2 separate regions of the Homo sapiens genome follow, and region 2 is linked to region 1. Evidence: read pairs that join two places in POLR2A ChIA-PET (ENCODE). Cell type or tissue: GM12878. All regions are shown on one strand. Region 1 overlaps DOCK10 (dedicator of cytokinesis 10). Region 2 overlaps RHBDD1 (rhomboid domain containing 1).

Region 1 (5,000 bases):
TCAGGCCTGTTGGAAAGGAAGGGTTTCCCAGTGTCGGCTTCCGTTTTGCAGCTGTATTCAAGGCGAAAGTAATGAGATGTTAAAAATACATAACTGAATATTCAGATTTTAGCAAGATATTATCAATAAATTAAGTGGGTGTGAAAACAGCCCCAAAATTATTTCCAGTGCTTTATTTACAAATCATGTCAAGGGCAATGTCATCTAGTGAGAAGGCACAGCTGTTTCCTTCTGAAGTAGAATCCAGCTGAGAGCAGGGAATGAGAGACAGTAGCATCTTTTTGGGTGCATCATCTGGACTAAATGTGGAGAAAGAGGAGCTCTGATTGAAAAATCATTTTTCTTGCCTAAGTGGTACTTGAGGTAAAAAAAAAAAAAAAAAGAAAATAATAAAGGCTTATTTTTTGGGGTCCGGTTGTAGGTTTACCTGGAAATGGCTGATACAAGTTGTTTTATTTAAAAACACACAAACATAGAAGTTTAGAGTTTTTTTAAAAAAAGCTTCAGAACAAGAAGTCCAGAAAGATTACTGTTTTTGCCTGAGGTCACTCAACCTATCAGCGATAGATGTTGAATACAGGCTTCCTGATGCCATCCAATGCTCTCCTCACTGTGAATGCAGTGAGATGCACTCTGCCTAAAAGAAAAAAAGAAATGGCTTATCATGGCAGTCTCCACTCTGTAGTTATGGGCAGTGAGAAAGAAGAAGTCAACACAAATTCAGAACTGGTTCCTGAAAATATGTTCCCTAATGCCAACCAAAGCAAGAAGGATGCCAATTTTAAATGCTGCCAAAGATCTTTTGATGCAGTCTAGGTAGCGGATCTCCTTCCCAATCTATGATACCCTTGCAAAAGAGAACAAAGTCAGATTAAATGTCTCTTTGTCAGTGTACTTTAATACCTTTCCGTGGCCTTGGAAATTTATTCAAAGGAAAAAGAGGAAGACGGGGAGAAAACAAAGTGCAATACTCTTTTCTGCTGTTCACAACATCAAATTGGTAATTATAATGTTGGTATTTGCCACATGCCAGTAGGAGATCCCGCACCGTTGAAACATAAAGAGGATACTGTTTATTGCTCTGGGAATTTACAGTCCCGCTTAGGCAGAAAAGTAACCATGAAAAGTTCTTTTTTTTTTTTAAACATATGATATTGGTTAAAACTTGGCTTTCTTAACTTCCTTGGAATTTGAGTCTTCTTTGTGGGATAAAGGGAGATGACAGAAATAGGATAATTGGAACCTTTTGTAGTTGTGCACAGAGGGGATTTAAAAATGAAATAGCCAGTGTTGCAAGACACAATGAGCACAAAGAGGTCAGTTGTGGAAGGAGTGAGTGTGCAGGGGAAGAGAGGCTGTTTAACCTAATTATCCTTATCCAAACCAAGGGGTCTTCTGGCTACTCCCTTCCTTTCTGAAGCATCCTATTCCTTTCACTGCCACTTTCGAGGTGCCCTTTTTGTGCCCGGAGCTGGTGCCCTTTTTGTGCCCGGAGCTCCTCCTCCTAATGCTCAATGCATGAGCAGCTAGGATCATCCTGCACTCATAAACCATACACTGTAGCAGCGCAGCTCAAGATGACCTCAACACAATTACTTTATAATCCAACTTACAACTGACATCCACTGAGCATTTTATTATATTCCACACATGGCGCTAAGCACTTCACCAATATTCTATTAATAAGCCTCACAACATCTAATAAAGTAGATACTGTGGTTATCTTTATTTTGCAGATAAGGAGACTCATTTCCAGAGAGGTTAGGGAAGTCACCCAGAGGTACCTGGCAAGTAAGTGTGAAGGCCAGCACAGTGGTCTTACCCACAGTGGCCAACACCACAGTCCCAATGACATGCTTTCATGCTTGAAACGTGTATCCTCATCCCCAATTCCTTGGGCCTTTGCCTAGGTGACCAGTTTGCCTCTTCTGAGATAATATTCTAAGTTATTGAAGATTATAATGGGTTTGTAGCTTTTCCAGGCAAGTGAAGCTGCATTTTAATAGAGACGTCCCAGAACAGAAACAGAAACCTAGGCTTATGCACTAATTTGAATAGTGGTGTTTTGAGACATGTAGAGAAGTGAAAGAGGGCACTGATTTGAAGGACAGTAGGTCTGAGGTTCTTCCAAGCAAGTCAGCTCGGCTTTCAAGAGGTACTAACTCTGGTCCAAAGAGAAATCTCCACCATCTGCCAGGAGATCCCTGGCTCTGGAAGCCATCATCAAGGAAATACTGGATTTGGTGGCTCACACCTGTAATCTCAGCTACCAGGAAGCTGAGGTGAGAGGATCTCTTGAAACCAGGAGTTCTAGACTAGATTGGGCAACATAGCAAGACCCCACCTCAAAAAAAATTAAAATGAAAAAAGGTGTGATGATACACATTTGTAATCCCAGCTACTCAGCAGGCTGAGGCAAGAGAGTCATTTGAGCCCAAGAGTTCAAGGTTGCAGTGAGCTATGATCACACCGCTGCACTTTAGCCTGGGTGGCAGAGTGAGACCCCATCTCCGAAAAACAAAGCCGGGGGGGGGCGGAAAGTAAAAACTAAATACTAGATTTAGACCTAGGGTTGGGGAGAGATTTTTCCCTGCCCTCCCCCAAGAAGTTTTGGCAACTTCTGAGGACCTCAGTGGCTGTCACAGATGGGCACAGCAGAGGGCGGGGAGTTTGCTACTGGTATCCATGGGTAGAGGCCAGCCAGGGATGCTACAAAACATCCTGCAATACAAGGGACACCCCCACACACAAACAACAAATGATCAGATCCAAGATGTCAATAGTGCTGAGTTTAAGAAACCCTGATTTAGACAATACCTGAGGGACATGACAAGCATGACCAGGTTTACAAATTCCAAGCACAGCCGTGGCCAGTGAAGAGGCTGGCTTTATTCCAGGGTTTTCTCCTCCATTTCCTAAACATGCGGTGTGATCCAGCTGGTTAGTTAATTCCACCTGACTGAGTATACATTAGGAAAAGAGAATATTTGATTTTATAAATGAGATCTCCGTGCAGTATAAAAATAGTTTGTGTTGGGAGGTAGTGCCACAGAGGGCACTATTATATGATTTTCTGCCTAAGAAAACTATTAGGTGAACCAGCTTCTGAGGCATTGTTTCTCAAAGTGTGGTCTGTGTAGTGTCTTTAACAGGCATCACTTCGATGCTCTTTTTTTTTTTTTTTTTTTTTTTTTCTGAGGTAGCGTCTCGCCCTGTTGCCCAGGCTGGAGCGCAGTGGTGCAATCTCGGCTCACTGCAACCTCCACCTCCGAGGTTCAAGTGATTCTCCTGCCTCAGGCTCCTGAGTACCTGGGATTACAGGTGCATGCCACCATGCCCAGCTCATTTTTGTATTTTTAGTAGAGACAGAGTTTCACCATGTTGGCCAATCTGGTCTCGAACTCCTGACTTCAAATGATCCACCCACCTTTGGCCTCCCAAAGTTCTGGGATTACAGGCATGAGCCACCGTGCCCGCCAATGGATGGTCTTTATAAAGCCAGATTACTAAACCCCCCAAATGAGAGCTACTGAGCTCCTGGTTAGGGTCAAGGAATCCACATTTTAAACAACTTATCCATGTGATTCTTACAAACACTGGAGAGTCTCTTCTCTTGGGGTTATAGTAGTAACTTTCAAAGTCCTACTATTGTCCAGGTCCCAAATCAAGTCTCAGTGCTTGTATGAAGAAATCCTGCTTCACCTTGGCCAACACAATGTTCTCCTTTGTTTTCAGATGCTGCAACCCATATTCTTCATTTGTCACTTCGTTTCTGCCTTTTGTGTTTTATGTGTACCATCATCTCCCCACATGGACTGTGTATAGTCTGTTCTAATTCTCTCTTATCATTGATTCCTGGCACTGGACAGACACGAACAATGTTTGACAGAGAGTCATTCTCATAAACTAGATTAAATACATATGGGTGCCCTTATGAGAGGTATCCAATTCTTGTTTCTCTGCTATTTCAGTTCTTCTTGTTTACCTAGTGAGGTGCAGAACACATACCCAGAGGTTAATTTGCCCTTTAATTGGGGACCTTAACTACTGGACTTCAAAATGTCAAGAATTTACTGCAGTGTGCACAACTAAATAAAGGAAATTCAACAATTAGTTATCTGCAAAACACAAAGTTCTTGATTGCAAACCCAAGACCCTACCATTATTCTCCAATTTCCACAATGCAAGGCATTAAACACTTAAATCAAAGTATTGTATTAGCTTTATCTCCTGGTGGAGGCCTTAAAAGACACAAATGCATTACGGTGCCATTAAATAAGTGGTTTGTGGAGTCGACTGGGTTACAGGGATTGTACCTAGGCTAACAATCTGATCCACTAGCAATAAATTGTTGGTCTAGATATCTGGTTGCCTTCACACTCAGCAATTGGCATTTACATGACAATTAGTTTCCTTCTCAAAATTGCTTAGGTAATAATGCTTTATTGCCTTCCATTTATAAAGACAAATCCTTCTGCAGTAAAAAGACAGCCACAAGAATAAAGCATATGTAATGGTGGTATTCCATAAATTGACCAATTTTTCCATTAGAGCTTTACAGATTTGAAAGACCTTAGTCTCCCCACAAAACTTACATACAATGTGCTTTTCAGGGTAATTATTAAACAGTGAGTGACATTCATATTGAAAGCAAGGTAATGAGTAGTTTGAATGGCTACAGGAGGGCAATTTTAGGTGCTTGTTTTATTTTAAAGGAAATAACATTGGTCTGTAGTTAATTTTGCCAGTAGTGGGAAGCTGGAGTAGGCTCCAAGCCAGCAAGCAGACAGGATACCTCTGTCTCTAGGGAAAATGCAATTGGAAAACAGTCCCTATAAGATAAAAAGATAACTGCATTGATTCAGATCTCCTCAGCCTCATCTTCTTGGAGGCTGTATTTGTGTGTCTTCACCTGATCATTTGTGGAAGAAATCTGCTTCAGCTCGGAATGCTTTTCATTTTCTTTAAAAGGTAGAGGAAAAATAGTATAATGAAAAATA
Region 2 (5,000 bases), 1.9 Mb before region 1:
CCTTCTGTTCTGGTTTGGGGGGTAGTTAGTGTTTCTTTTGCTAAACTGTGAAGTCTCGATGGGTACGGAAATAGTGTATTGATTTAGGTCAACATTTAACAAGGATCTCAAAAGCACAGGCACATGAGGGAATAAACATTCTCTTTTACTAAAGATTTAATTCAGAATTGTTCAAGATTACTACCTCCTTACATTTGAGTGAGATACCAAGTTCTAAAACAATGAGATATCAGTCCACCTTACAATGGAAAGAATAAAGTAAAAATACCTGAGACAGTTCATAAAGCAATCTAGCAAGCCATTTCAAGCCAAACAGCAACCATGAAAACAACTGATGCTCCTTATCTTATGTCCATCCAACAACAAATATTTACTAATTGCCTACTTTGTGTCAGGCAGATGGTTAAGATACAAAGGTAAACAAGAAACAGCCCCTAAAGAAGCTCATAGCCTAGAAAGAAAGTGAAAAACACAGATTAATTATGATGGAGGAAGGGCTTACGGTAGATAAATCTACAAACACTACAGAAGCAAAGACAAAGAAGTAATTAACACTGCCTGGAGGAATCAGGGGAAGTAGCATACAATAGATACTATGTGATTTGGGTTTTGAATAACCAGGAATTCACAAGGAGACAATAAAAGGCATGCCAGGGAGAGGGAAGAGAGGCGCACACGCACAGGCTGAGACACATGGGATTGGCATTCTGAGTTTGAATTTCCATCACTTTCTATTTTTTGTTTATGCTGTAGTAGGCTGAATAATGGTTCCCCAAAAGACATCTACATCCAAATCCCTGGAACTGATGAATGTAACCATATATGGCAAGGATTTAGCAAGTGTGATTAAGGATCTTGAGGTACAGAGATCATCCAGGATTACCAGGGTGACTCCTAAATGCAATCACAAGTGTCCTGATAAGAAAGAGACGAGGGATATTTAACACAGATAGAAAAAGGAGAAGGCCACATGACCCTGGACACAGAGATGGAGTGATGCAGCCCCAAGCTAAGGAATGGCAGCAGCCACCAGGAGCTGGAAGGAGTAAGGTAATAGTTTCTCCCCTACAAACTGCTCTAGAGTCTAGAGGGAACTCCACCCTGACAACACCAACTGTAGAAGGAATTTGTGTTATTGTAAGCCCCCAGGTTTGTGGTACTTTGTTACAGCAACAATAAGAAACTAATAAAGATGCTGTCTACTATCTGCCTCCAATACCATTTCCTGACATCCATAGAGAACACCAGAGTAGCCTCACATTCTTTGTCCCCCAACCCTACCTCCTACAGTCCTCCTAGGTAATGGCACTGTCCATGCAGATAATCTTCCTGATATGATTTGGCTCTGTGTCCCCACCCAAATCTCATCTTGAATCATAATCTGAATATACTCCTCATGTGTCAAGGGGGGTCCTGGTAGGAGGTGAGTGGAACATGGGTGCAGTTTCTCCCATGCTGGTCTCATGATAGTGAGTTCTCATGAGATCTGGTTGTTTGATAAGTGTCTGGTACTTCCCCTGTGCTCTCTCTTACACCTGCCACCATGTAGGACGACCTTGAATCACCTCCACCTTCTGCCATGACTGTAAGTTTCCTGAGGCCTCCTCAGCCATGGGGAACTGTGAGTCAATTAAACTTCTTTGGTTTATAAATCACCCAGTCTCAGATATTCTTTATAGCAGTGTGAAAACAGACCCACCCACACCTTAAACTCACAACCCCTTGAACAACTCCTTGACTACCAGGACCTTTTCTTCCTCCATGTCTCAATTTCATACCATCATAGACATTCTCAGGGCCATGTCACCAGCAAAACCAACTCCAGCATCCTCTCCTCTGACTACCAATTTCTATTCTCACAGCTTTCTCCGTTTTCAAACTTGACAAAACCTCCTATCTCTTAATTCCTCCATTATCCTGCAGTCTACAAGGCTCTTCAGCTCCATTACTTTCCCTTCCCCAGAGTCATCACTGCACCAACCCCCTCTCAACAGAAACATGCAGCTTTGCCAAGAAGCTTATGAGGCATCAGGTCCCTCACTTGCCTGGGCTCATTCAGAGCTCTGGGAGGGGTCCCAGCAACATGTTCACATGGTCATATTTCTTTTATACTTGTGAAAGTGAGATATCTTAACCACAACCTACTAAAACTGCTGTCTCTTTCCACTCTAACTCCCCCTCTGTCACACTTCCTCCCATATCAGTTGTCACTGGAGTAGCCCCAGGCATTTTTGGGATTCAGCTAAAGGGACGTTGAGTTGAGGATACATTTGGTTTGGGTTCAGCATGGTATATTTATGTGGTTTGTGGTCATTTCTGTGCATAGCTGAGTCACTGCCAGTCTTTACAGTGCAAAAATGGCTTCCAGAAATACTCTTAATGCCCACTGTGCATTTGTAACCAGGATGATAACAGGATATGCAAGAGCAGCGGTCCCACAGCACTCTCAAGTGTCCTGTGGCAGCTAGCACTTGCAGTAAAGTCATCATGCTGGAATCAGGACCAGTGTCTGGAAAAATCTTCCAAACACCAAGCATGTAAAACTGTAAGAAGAGGACTCACTTCTCATTCATATAGTCAAAACTGAAATTAGAGGCTCTCCCACATCAGGAACATATATGATAATGCAGTATATGCAATTATAAATGTACCATGTTCCTTTCCTTTTTGGAGAATCCTGCAAACTAACTTTATCAGAATTCCTGTGTTTATAATTCTCAAACAAAATTATATGCAAATCACATCAGAAAGTGTAAACAAATAATCAGTAGGACTTTGGCTTTCTGGCAATGAATAAAGAGGACTGCATCATAAGAACATTAATTAAGTACTTAAATTACTTGCTGATTTAAGAACAAAGTAGATCAATGAAGAAAACTAAAACCTGCACTTTGCCACTAAAGGTCAATGACAACATTTGATTCAATTCAAAAAACATTTGATATTGATCACTTCACAAAAACTTGAAAAGTACTGAAATTTTACAGCTTGCCTGTAAAAAAAACATTGATAGAGGCTTTCCAAAGTTGGACAGTGATTCTAAAAATTTACATGATGAGCTGTGAAGAAAGCTCTTCTAAACTCTTAATAATAGAAAACTAATTTTGAGCCACCATGATGTTCTCTCTACGGAAATACTATTGCCAGGTTATTTTCATATGAAAAAGAGATCAGAAAGCATGCAGCAAAACCTGTCGGGGAAAATATTACAGAGGTGTGTCAGGGAATTAATATTATATTATTTGTATGGATTTAATAATGTTTATAATATTTGTCAGGTCTTAAAATTTTATGAACTGTCTTTCCCTTTCTCATTTAAAATTTTTACTTTTTTCTGCAATTTTGTACTTTTTTCCTAAGGAGAACCCATAAAACCAAATAAGCTTGAAGTCCATAAAACTAAGACCAGCCTTTGACAAACATTCATCTTCCTCAATTCCTTGCCTTGGGGTCTTAACCCCCAACTCTGGATTAATCTCATCAAACAAATATAAAAGGCATAACCAATGAAGAAGTCATCCTTTATAATTCCCCCTAAAATAAACAATCCAGACAAGGATAACCACTGATCTAGACAAAAAGTTACTGGAAACAAGTTATCCGCATGATGTCCAAGTGTCACCTCATATAGTACTTGCTAATTCCAAAGGGATAAAGGTGCCCTTATAATGGAGACTACCTTAACCAAGTAATTAAACTTGTAATTCCTAACATAGGAGCCACCTGGCATGTATGTCCTTCCTGACGTAATGCAACATGTATCATCCCTATGGAGTATTATCGCCAAAAAAGAGCCAGTTTAATCTGAATCTAATTAAGCCTTTAGACCCAACTTTCAGTTTCCAGAAATGCAACGGATAGAGGGACAAGTTAAACAAGCCCCAAAGGAAACAAGCAGACAAGTCTAGAGTGTGGGATATTCTATAAAACGAGAGATCTGATATCTTTAAAATGTCAACTTCATGGAAAAGTAAAAAGGTGGGAAGACCGTCTTAGAATACAAGAATAAATAAATACAATAATCAAAGGCAATATATGAATTTTGGATCCTGGTTCTCCTTTGGCCACAACAGTTATTAAAGACATTTTGAACACTAGGAGAATCTGAACATGAACCAATTACTAAACAACATTAAGGAATTACTGTTAATTTTCTTTTGCATGACAACAGTAATGTGGTTTTGTAAAATTATATTTTTCTGTTTAACAGATGCCTGCTGAAGTTTTTAGGGGTGAAGTTATTATGTTTACAACTTACTGTCAAATGGTGCATCAACATTTCTTTATGTTTGAAAATTTATAAATTTATAAATATTTTTGAAAACAGAAAATTGAAACAAGTGGAAAAATAAATTGAAAATAAAATTTAAATTGAAAAATAATTGAAAATCTGTATAATAAAAAATTGAAACAAGTAAAAAATATATTTTTTCTCTCATTTGATCAATCTAGCCAAATAATTTTTAGTTGGGTCAAAGTAATTTTATTCTTGTCAAATATTAGCAATGAAGCAGTATCCAAAGCCTAGGGGGTAATGCTTTCAGCTGTCATATTTTACCAAATACAGTGGATCCTTGAACAACATGGGTTTGAACTATGCAGGTCCACTTACATGAGGATCTTCTTCCACCTCTGCTACCCATGAGACAATAAGACCAACTCCTCCCCCTATTCTCCTCCTCCTCCTCCTCAATGTGAAGATGATGAGGATAAAGACCTTTATAATGATCCACTTCCACTTAACAAATAGTGCATACATTTTCTCTTCTTTATGATGATCTTAATAACATTTTATTTTCTCTAGCTTACTGTAACAATACAGTATATGATACATATAACATGCACAATGTGTGTTACCTGACTGTGTATGTTATTAGTAAGGCTTTCAGTCAATAGTAGGCTATTGATAGTTAAGTCTTTGGGGTGTCAAAAATTATATATGAATTTTCAACTACATGGGGGCGCAGCATCCCTAACCCCCAAGTTGTTCAGGGGTCAAC

Evidence for each region. Peaks named below come from ENCODE experiments on the same cell type or tissue, not always from the same donor. Only the 100,000 strongest peaks of a DNase experiment are listed, where the experiment ranks them.
Region 2: POLR2A ChIA-PET joins it to region 1 with 8 read pairs; 1 of 35 experiments calls an interaction of 5 or more read pairs at or near these places.

What each region holds. Positions count from the first base shown.
Region 1 is chr2:224,954,820-224,959,819 of GRCh38, reverse strand. All of the region lies in intron 1 of DOCK10 (dedicator of cytokinesis 10), which reads left to right. Among named protein-coding and RNA genes, the nearest start is that of MIR4439, 53 kb to the left of the region's middle. RefSeq lists an enhancer at 1,683-2,072. In GM12878, no CTCF peak of the experiment used is centred here; a DNase peak (open chromatin) is centred at 2,033; H3K4me3 peaks cover 918 bases; H3K27ac peaks cover 1,802 bases.
Region 2 is chr2:226,870,555-226,875,554 of GRCh38, reverse strand. The region is part of intron 5 of RHBDD1 (rhomboid domain containing 1); the gene reads right to left. Among named protein-coding and RNA genes, the nearest start is that of RHBDD1, 37 kb to the right of the region's middle. In GM12878, a CTCF peak has its summit at 2,454; a DNase peak (open chromatin) is centred at 2,329; H3K4me3 peaks cover 635 bases; H3K27ac peaks cover 1,554 bases.